2 separate regions of the Homo sapiens genome follow, and region 2 is linked to region 1. The links are chromatin loops, found by intact Hi-C in ENCODE. Cell type or tissue: psoas muscle. All regions are shown on one strand. Links, peaks and the distances in the headings refer to the core of each region. The heading gives the core; the rest is flanking DNA.

What was found. Peaks named below come from ENCODE experiments on the same cell type or tissue, not always from the same donor. Only the 100,000 strongest peaks of a DNase experiment are listed, where the experiment ranks them.
Region 2: it touches region 1 in a loop (5-fold over the local background); 2 of 110 quality-filtered maps call a loop at or near these places.

Annotation. Positions count from the first base shown.
Region 1 is chr17:56,584,488-56,589,870 of GRCh38, reverse strand. No RefSeq gene overlaps it. Among named protein-coding and RNA genes, the nearest start is that of NOG, 6.5 kb to the left of the region's middle. In psoas muscle, for the core only: no CTCF peak of the experiment used is centred there; no DNase peak of the experiment used is centred there; H3K27me3 peaks cover 585 bases.
Region 2 is chr17:56,534,797-56,540,179 of GRCh38, reverse strand. It overlaps LOC112268194 (a long non-coding RNA gene), which reads left to right and starts at 1,241. Exons shown (of 3, transcript XR_002958121.1): 1 at 1,241-1,484; 2 at 2,346-2,489. In psoas muscle, for the core only: no CTCF peak of the experiment used is centred there; no DNase peak of the experiment used is centred there.

The DNA of each region.
Region 1 (5,383 bases), core at 170-5,169:
TGTGCAACTTGAGGGCTGCCAGGCTTCAGGAGTTTGAGGGAGGGAGGACTGTAGTTTCTTAGGAGATTCTGTAGTCAACCCATTTTGATGCTTCTGTGGTTCTGTTGAAGAGGGAGCTTGACAAAACTGGACAAAGAGGGTTGTATTTCTTGCAAAGGAAGCTGTGGGCGGAAGATGGGCCAATGGAAGTACGGCTATCAGCTTGACTCTCGCTGTGGGCGGTGCTTGGACTGTAGTGGGGCTTGGTTGGGGACTTAGGCCTCAGGAGGCTACATAGGAAGAGTTAATGAACAACATAAATGGAGGCCTGTCCCTGGGTAGCCCCATCCCAGGTTTCTGTCCCTGCAAAATTCTCTGGGCAAGGTAAATGGAAGCACTCCTTTAAACAGTCGCTGGGGCAACTCCAGGTCAAAGGCAAGAGGAGCCTGAGGGTGCTTTTATGTATCTTCTCTTATTTCTATCATGATTCGAAGAACAACTTGACAATCTTCTTGCTTCTTTGGCCCTGGAAACATAGACCTAAGGCAACTGTGGGTGACGCCTAAAGGGCATGGGGCTTGAGGTCAGAAAACTTGCAATCTACCAGCTGTGCGACCTTGGGTGAGACACTCTACCTTTCAAGGACCATGAGACGTCCTTGGAGAATGCATGAGAACTGCCATCTTTTACAGCTGGTGTCATCCCAGGCATTGAAATTCTCTACCCTCTGTTTCTGACAATCTCTTGGGACCCATAAATATAGAATCTGATGGGCTTTCTCTTAATGAGACCCCAAAATGGCATTCTTGGGCTTGACTTAAGTTAGCAAAGGGAGACCAAGTCAGCCATGAGGCTTGTCACATATCTCTCTTGACTGCCAGAAGGTGACAGTAGAGGTGGCACTGAGGTCAGAGGGTGGTGAACTCCATGTAGCCTCCTGGGTGCTGGGGAGCCCTGGCCAGTTCAGAACTCACAGTGAGGGTAGAAAGAACCCAGTTCAGCTTCACAGGGCATTATAATTGTGTGTGTGTGTGTGTCCCATTGGTGGTTAGATTCTGGTGAGAAGTAACTAAAATGGGCATGCTGGGCAAAAGAGGGAAACTAGGAGAGAAAGAGGAGGGAGAGAGTGGGAAATCACTCTAAAACGTGGTCTGGGGTGGGAACGTGGGCAAATACATGTGAAATACATTTCCCAAAATAGAGACGAAGTTTAAGACCAAAGGAGGAAAGGAGCTTCAGCGAGCTTATTCCAGCCCCGACAGCCCCTTCCCTTCCTCAGTCTGGCTCCTGCTCCGCCTGTAGCCCCCTCCCCATCTGGCTCCGCACTGGGGAAGGGGAGACGTCTCTGGAGCCCGGTGGCTCATTCATCTCCTGATAAACTGTTTATCTGAGTTTTAACGAGGGCGCCTCTCTCCAGCCCTGGAGACAGAAGCCTCGGCATGTTTAGCCTGCCCTGATGTGGGGGGCCTGGGGGTGGGTGGGGGCGACGCCAGCAGGCATATCTTCTCCGCTTTCCTGCCCTCAGCTCTCCTGGGCTTCACATTGCATTTCCTTGGCTGAAGTCTGGGTCTAGGATGGACCCAACGTTTTCCTATGGAAAGGAAATCCTTGTACAATCCTTCTCTCTCTAGCCACTGCTTCACACACACACACACACACACACACACACACACACATTCTAAATAAAATTTAAAGACCAACAACACTTGGTTCTGAGTTAACGGACTTTTACCATATGTGACCCAGTATTTCAAAAGGGGAATGAATGGAATACTACAGATACAGTATTGCTAGTGTGGGACAAGAATCTCCAAAATGATGGGGGGGCTATGATGTGAACGGATAACTGTCATCGAATAGAAACACAAACTCTAAATGCTCTAGGACTTGCTTCCCGCTCCCCACCATACACTGTCATAGGTTTGCACAGGCACACAATTTTCAGATATTGAAAGCCTACCTGTACTGAAGAGCCTACCTTCCCGACCCCAATACATATGTAGTTATTCAATACAAACACATGAGTGCACGTGCACACACATGCATATACACACATATCACACACACTCGCTATGCACTGCTCCCCAACAACACACCACACATACCACACACACAGACATACACACCACACCACACACACACCACACACCACACACACCACACGCACACACACACCACACCACACACACCACACGTGCACACACACACACACACAAACCACACACATACCCATACTTCTGCCTCTTCTGTTCCTATCTAGGCTTAAAGGTTTCTGAAGGCAGTTCCCTTTAGCGACCTGCCATGGGAAATTGATACACTGCCTCCTCCTGCCAAAAACACACAAACACCCATCTCAGTGTACACTTGCATTTCCCCCACATCCTCTCATCCCACTGCCTCAGATAGATGTGTATTGAGATAATAAGGTCTAGTCTCCCTTATCCCGTCAAAGGCTCAAGATAACAAGCAGACAGAAGCTCAATGGAGTGAAAAATAAGGTGAAAAATGACCCCATTTCAGGTGGGTGGGATGAATCACGGGTTCCAGCTACCGAATCCACCTAACACAAAACCTTCACGTCTCTGACTTTTTTCCTAGCCCCTACTCCGTCTCCTCACCATTCAAGTCATGGTGCAGCCTTGGATATGACTTGCTGTGACCACCTACTGTCATCCATCAGTCTTTTTCATTTATCTCATCACCAGGCATGTACCCCAATTATAGACACATTGCTCAACAAGAGAGAAGATGGAGTCTCATCTCTTGAGGAGGTCACAGATGATTGGGGAAAAAAATAAAGATTACAATTCAGGATGTCAGCTGCCATGAAGAGGCATAGAAATGTTGGGCTGGGGGATCCGAAACGGCTCCCTAAAAGATTTGATGTCCAAGTTGATTTTTTAATTTCTTTTTTTTTTTTTTTTCCAGAAAGAGTCTCATTCTGTCATCCAGGCTGGAGTGCAGTGGCATCATTCTCGGCTCACTGCAGCCTCTGCTGTCCAGGTTCAGGTGATTCTCCTGCCTCAGCCTCCCAAGTAGCTGGGATTACAGGCATGCGCCACCACGTCTGGCTAATTTTTGTATTTTTGGTAGAGACAGGGTTTCACCATGTTGGCCAGGTTGGTCTCGAACTCCTAACCTCAAGAGATCCTCCTGCCTCAGCCTCCTAAAGTGCTGGGATTACAGGCTTGAGCCACCATGCCTGGCTTGATGTCCAGGTTGAAAGACCTGAAAAATCAAGAGGTGGTTACAGAACAAATGGGTGAGGAGAGGCCACTGACTGGATGACATTTGGGGTAGTGGGGAGGAGGTGTGACATAATCCAAATTCTGGGGGTGGGTTGGCAGTGCCCAGAGTTAGGGCTTGAGGAATAGACTGGAAGACCAGAGGCCTTGCATGGTGGACCACTGAAGGGTCTTAAGCTGTTTTAAATAGGATTTGAATTTAGACTTGACCTTAGAAATATTTGAAACAAACCTTAGAAACCATCTAAATATGGCGATTATAGGTCTTAAATATTTCAAGACAGTCCCTATTAAGAAGTGGCTGGGCGCGGTGGCTCACGCCTGTAATCCCAGCACTTTGGGAGGCCGAGGTGGGCGGATCACGAGGTCAGGAGATCGAGACCATCCTGGCCAACATCGTGAAACCCTGTCTCTACTAAAAATACAAAAAATTAGCCGGGTGTGGTGGTGGGCACCTGTGGTCCCAGCTACTCGGGAGGCTGAGGCAGGAGAATGGCGTGAACCTGGGAGGTGGAGCTTGCAGTGAGCCGAGATCACACCACTGAACTCTAGCCTGGGTGACAGAGCGAGACTCTGTCAAAAAAAAAAAAAAAAAAAAAAGAAAAAAAGAAAAAAAAGAAAAAAAAAGAAGTGAAAACAAAAATTCATTATGTGTTACATCAAGTTTGAAATCTAGGATTTCAACTCTAGAGCCCTTGATTTTAGTCTCTATGCAGGGATTATTTTACGTACGAGGAAATATGTCAAAAAATGTTTGTAAGTCATTAATTGTAATGATTATCCTTAAAGAATGGGGTTATTACCCTTAAAGTGTGAGGTGACGAAGAGAGAGAAGCTCACTTTTTACTTTATGTAAATCTGATTTAAAAAAAGATGGCAATCAGTATTTTTGTATTTAAGGAAAAAATCAGTAAAAGATTAAAGTCAGTGAATTTAGAAGAAACAATTTGCCCCAAAGTTACTATTAGGCACTAGTAAAACTGAAAATGGTGCTTAAAGTTCTAAATGTTAAAAAGATTTTTGAAGCCAGCAGCAGGCTGCAGGGTAGGCACGATTCTTATTCTTAGGTGATCTTCATTTTTTGTTGAGTTAAATGGTGCAGTGCTCACCTATGATGGTAAAGTGAAGAAGCACATTTGTGGAACTTTCGTATGCATATGTGCGTGTGCATGTGTGTGTGCGTGTGCGCACACATATAAGTAAGTGACAGACACTGTTTCATGACACTTTGATTTCCTGTCTCAGGCATCTACAGAGAAATCAGATTGCTTTCCAAATAAAGTGAAAACCCACTGCTGGGCTGGGAAATAAAACTAAAATGAACCAAAAACCACTCTCATGCTTGATTGAAAAACATCTATGCAGTCTGGAATGAGTTTGGTGTGGAAGCAAATGATTGGAAATAAGTTACCTAAGTTGAGGGTTTGGAGGATGAGGTCCCTAAATAAGTACCAAAGGAACTTATCCTTTGGTAAAATGGGGAGGTAGGGACAACTACCTGCCCATTTTATAGATAGAGAGATTGAGGGCCAGAGAAATGAGGGGGTGTCTCAATGCTCTGCTCTTGACTCAAGGTTCATCTATGGAGGCAGAGAGAGGCTTGTTAGCTCAGAGCCGTGAGCCCAAAGCGGGCTTCTTAATGCATCTGATGTCTTGCTTTGAATCCACGTTTGACTCCGGAGATCATCAGTACCAGCAGGCAAGGGAGGTTTACTTGTGGGCAGTGACTTTTGGCAACCTGGTTGAGTAGAAGAGAGGGCTCGTTTCATCTTCCTTCCACTCCCCCGACCCCATCCTCATCCCCACCTCCCATAATGGAGCATGACTGTAGTAAAACAAGGCTTTTGATCAAGCTTCTCCACCTCACTCTTAAGACAAACAATGTCTCTGAAACCCCCAACTGTTTTTTTATTTTTCTTATAGCTAAGGTTTCATCTTAGTGTCTTTACTCAGCTTCATTTAAAAATGCCCTCAATTAAGGAAAAAAAAATTGCTTTTTTATTTTAATTCACAAAACATACCTACAACATATGAAAGGAAGGCTTCAAAGTTACACAAAAAACCACCTTAAAATTCTAAAAGGGGTTCTTACTTTTCCTGTAACCCACTGGGCAACCACAAATGTTTTACAATCTGTTCTTTGGCATAATAGGTTAAGA
Region 2 (5,383 bases), core at 141-5,140, 50 kb after region 1:
TTTATCTTGTCTCGCATCCTGCCTTAGTCTCTGTTCATCAGCTCTACTCTCTTTATATTCTTGAATGTGTCCTGCTGCTCACTGCCACAGGGACTTTGCACATACTGTTCCCTCTGCCTGGAACATACTTCTTGTTTTTATCTCATTAATTTCAACTCAACTCTTATATCTCAGAGCAATGGCACTTTCTTGGAAACTTTCCTTGACCCCCCCAAACTAGATCATTTCCTCTATTTCAAAATTTTTGTGGGAGTTAATTTCCAAAGATGATCCCCAATGAACCATACATTCCAGCATTCATGTACTTTTGTGGTTCCCCTTCCTTGAGTCTACTCTGACCTTCTTTTTTTTTTTTTTGCCAATAGAATGTGGCAGATGTAACACTGTGCAGTTTCTGAGACAGTCATGAGAAGTCTTGCATCTTCCACTTGGTTCTCTTAGAGTGCTTGCTCTTGGGACACCTCCCCTTCTAGGAATCCAGCCACCATGTTCTGAGAAGCCCATGTTACATGGAGAGGCCATGGGTAGGTGCTGTAGTCAAAAGGCCCCGCTTGAGTTCCAGCCGACAGCCAATGTCAACTGACCATGATGCTGAACTTTCATGTGCCTCCACCTCCAGCTGCTATCTGACTGCAACTGCATGACAGAGGCCAAGTCAGAACCACCCAGTTGAGCCCAGTCAGTCCATAGAGCCATGAGAGACAAAAATACATGTTTGTCTTAAACTACTAGTTTCGGGATTGTTTGTTACACAGCAACGGATACCTGAAACACATTTGCAGTATTATATTCCTTGGGGTACATCATTCCTCTCCTTCGTTGTACTCATCACAGCTGTGACTGTTTCTTGCCTAATTATTTAATTAATGATTCTCTATGGATTCTTTTCTTACTAATCTATAAGCTGTATGAGGGCAAAGACCATGTTGACCATGTATTTTGCTTTTATTTTGGGGCTTTGTTTTGGCTCATCATTGACAATTGTCACTTCATGGCCACATAAGAAATATTTGGGGAGCCTTTTTTGGTGTAAGTTTCAGGAGAGGCAGGGATTTGCCTTCCAATAAGAAAGATGGAAAGTCTTTATGTGTCAGAGAATATCTGACAGATAGGGCACAGCGTGTCCCCAGAGCTCAGCCAGTCAGATGCTCCTGCCTGGGTCTTAGAATCTGGAATCAGTGATGCAGAGAAGCAGGGAGGGCTGAGGATTCTTTTCGGTGGCCCTGGTAGCAGCGTCTGGTGTCCAGTAGTGTCAGCCTCAATGCCCTAACTGACTCATCTGAGGTATAACCTTGGCTGTGCTATGGCTGCCCAAATTCCTTTAGTTCCTGCCTATCCATTTTACAAGTTGGTTCTCCAACCTTGCTGGTGATCCTCTGGGCTACTTGATATCCCTTCAGAATTTCATTTATGTTTAAGTTAGCCAGAGTTGCTTTCTGTTGTGTCTAACTGGTGATGTTGACTAGTCACATAGTACCCAGCATGTAAGTATTCCTAAAGAAATGAATATGAATGAGTGTCAGGGGCCAAGGTGGATATCAGAGATTCCAGGATAAATAAACTTCTAATTCAGAGATGCCTATTTCTTTTTTTTTTAGATGGAGTCTTGCTCTGTTGCCCAGGCTGGAGTGCAGTGGTATGATATTGGCTCACTGCAACCTCCACCTCCTGGTTCAAGCAATTCTCCTGCCTCATCCTCCTGAGTAACTGGGATTACAGGCAAAAGCCACAAAGCCTGGCAAAGTTTTGTAGTTTTAGCAGAGATGGGGTTTCACCATGTTATGGCCAGGCTGGTCTGGAACTCCTGACCTCAAGTGATCCTTGGCCTCCCAAAGTGCTGGGATTATAGGCGTGAGCCACTGTGCCCACCCAGCCAGAGAAGCCTATGTTTTGCTAAGTTATAGATATCCATGTAGAGTAATTAGAGGTAAGTGCTGCAAGAATGATGGGCACATAATTATGGGAACCAACTATAGCTAAGAGAGGAACGGGGAGGGGATCACCTTGACTTATGTCAGTGACTGTAATTAGATAAACTGTAAATATTTATTTGTTGAATAAATTGATGAATAAATAAATGCAATATTGAAGTAATTAAATGAAAAGCTTTGGCAATTGTACAGTAGTACATAAATGGAAAGTATTATTCTTAGACTAACACGTTGAATTCTGTATTATTTATGTTGCAAATATCAGAAAACCCAAGTCAAACTAGCTTCAGTAAAAAGAGAATTGACTGGCTCATATATCAGAAAAGTCCCGGAAGTGTAATAATTTCAGGTGCTTGGGTATTGTTACCAATATCTTCTCAGCTTTGATCTTATCTGCATTGGCATTATTCTTAGGTTCTCTCTAAATGGTGGTTCCCAGACATTCAAGACTTCCTGTCTCAGGTCCAGGCTCAGAAGACACAAACAAACAAGAAACTACGTTTGGTTGTTCCAGCATAAAACCTTGGGTTTGCATTGGACAAGATTGGCTTACTTTGGGTAATATATGATGCTTGAATTGGCCAGACCTAGTTCATGAGCCTGAAGTTGTGTTAGAGTTCAGCCCTACTGCAACTACTAGTGGTTAGGATCACAGGCACTGCATGCAGTCTACCTGGATTTGTAAATCTCAGTTCTGCCATTTAAGAGCAAATTACATATTTATTTGTAAGTTATCTGAGACATCTCTCAAATGGGAATAATAATAGTACCTGTACCAAAGAGTTGGTATGAGGATTAAATGAGTTAATTATGCAAAATGCTCAGATCAGTGCCTGCCATGTGGTTAGAGCTTAATGTATGTTAGTTACCATTCTTAGCTATTACTGCATGGACTGAGAATAGTGAAGAGATGGTTTCCAAAGGAAATTCAGGGGGCTGTTACCAGAAGACGGTACGAATGAATGCTCGAAAGGCAAGAACAACAAATGTCCACTACACTTCATCCCCAAGTTCTAACAACCAACTACTGGAGGTGGGCAGCCAATAAGCTCTTGCATGAAGCCAGCTGGGATTCACAGCTGCCTGTTGGTGTCAATCTTATCCCCCAAGGTGAAGTTCCAAAGCACAGTCATGACCACCTGATCAACACCCCAGGAGGGCTGAATGTCTCTCTGGCAATCAGCCCTCATTTTTCTAGGCTTCACCTTTGTGGCAGTCTTAGAAAATCCATGGCTTGGCCAGCCTGAGTGCACATTAAACCATTTCAAAATGTTGGAAGAGGAAGTCTGCATGCTTAATGTGTAATTTAGCTGAAAGAACTGGAACAACTTTCATTTTGGTATGTTCCTCATTTTGCAAATGAACGTTATTTTCATAATGGACCATAATGGCTTGCTCAGAGTTATTCTGGTCTGTCATATTAATGTGGATTACAGTGCTTTAATAAGAGTTGACTTTTGAGTCTTTGGTCTGTGCATCCCATATACCAAATCATCAGTCATTATTCTTGTGAACTGATATCTATTTCTTATTTCATTACGTCCATGGGATGAGAAAGAACATGAATAATACATCAACAAGCCCCAAGCACGTCAATGGGTTGAAGTGACAAAGGACTGTTTTTTTTTGTTGTTGTTGTTGTTGTTGTTGTTTTTCCATTTGTTTGTTTCTTTAGAGACAGGGTCTCACTGTGTTGCCCAGGCTGGAGTGCAGAGGAGAGATCACAGATGATTCCAGTCTTGACCTCCTGGGCTCAAGTTATCCTCCCACTTCAGCCTCTTGAGTAGTTGGGACTACAAGTATGCATCACACACCTGGCTAAGCTTTTTAAATTTTTTATAGGAATGAATCTCACTATGTTGCCCAGGCTGGTCTTGAACTCCTGGGCTCAAGGAATACTCCCATTTCAGCCTCCCAAAATGCTGGGATTACAGGCATGAGCCACTGCCCCTGGCCTAGAACTGGTTTTTAAGTCCTTCCAAAATTCCAGTTGAGGAATAATTGTGTTCATTTTGTCCAATTTTATCTGGAATCTCCATGTCTTCATCATTCTTCTTGTCCCTGGAGGTAGGCTCAAGAGATGATCCAGACTTCTAATTTTGCCTAATTCAATCTGTTTCAAGATGGGGGTGCTTATGCCATAAATTAACTGGGTGAGAAGGATATTCACAGTCAAGAATTCCTGGAGAGCACGTCTGGCAGAGAATTGGTTTTAAGCTAGGTTTCTGGAAAGAAAACTTAAGCCCTTGAAACAATTTCTTCGAGGAGTGCTGGAAAATCCACAGACTGCTCTGTGCTAAGAGTCCCACAGTATTGCTTGGAGACACCTGGGTGGTGACTGTGACAATCTACAGCTACAAGGCTTCTGTGACACACTCTTTCCTTTGCCTGGCATACAGCAAGATTCAAGGCTTCCTTTGGCTTCTCGGTGTAGCATCTCATGAGTTCTAGACTCACTGTTACAGGGTAACCATTAGCTCCTGTCTCTCCCCAGCACCCAATCTCTCCTCTCCCTCTCCACTTGGAAATGCATTCCCAAGTTCCATTCATCCCTTGCTTGTCCTGTTGCTTTCTACCTCAGCCTTACCCTCTTGTAGGGCAACCATTTATTTTATATATTCTAGGCAGACTCAATATCAAATGTTACACGGCTTTGTTATAACGTGTGTCCAGCTCTATATCGATTCTTAGTTTAGAACATACGATCCCATGATTTTCCCCTCATCAACTCCATTACTGAACAGTCCTCAAATGCTGCCCCAAGGAACAGTAGACAGCACACATTCAGCAGAGCCAGAGAGACTTGGGTTCTCACCTCAGCTGGACAAACTTGCTAGCTATGCAATTTAGGGCAGGTTATATCACCTCTCTGATTCTCAGTGTCCTCATCTGCAAAATGGTCATAATCACATATACTGCAGGGGGATTCAGATGAAAATAAATAAAGCTGGGTGTGGTGGTGTGAGCCTGTAGTCCTGGCTACTTGGGAGGCTGAGGTGGGAGAATGGTTTGAGCCCAGGAGTTCAAGTCCAGCCTGGGCAACATAGCGAGATTCCATCTCTTAAAAAATCTAATTAATTAAATGAGACCATGTCAGTAACACATTTAGTGTACTGTTTGGCACACAGCAGATTTGCAGTAAATATCTGCTGTTGTTATTTGTGAAATCATTCAGGAAGATAGGAGGTAGATTTGCTTCATTTGTGGAGGACACTGGTTCCTATTCTTCTCCTTCTTTTCTAAACTTCCTTGGAGCCTTCCCTGTCTTTTTCTTTTCCTTCCGTTTTCTTCATGCTGTAGTCTCTTCCACCTTTTTCAATCCCACCCACAACTTTGAGATGATGGAAAAGGATAGAGTTGTTTATTTTGAGAGTAAATTCAACATTGACCCTCAGAAAAAAAGACCCCTGCAATACGCTCTATTACCACATAAGTGTCACATTTAAACAAAG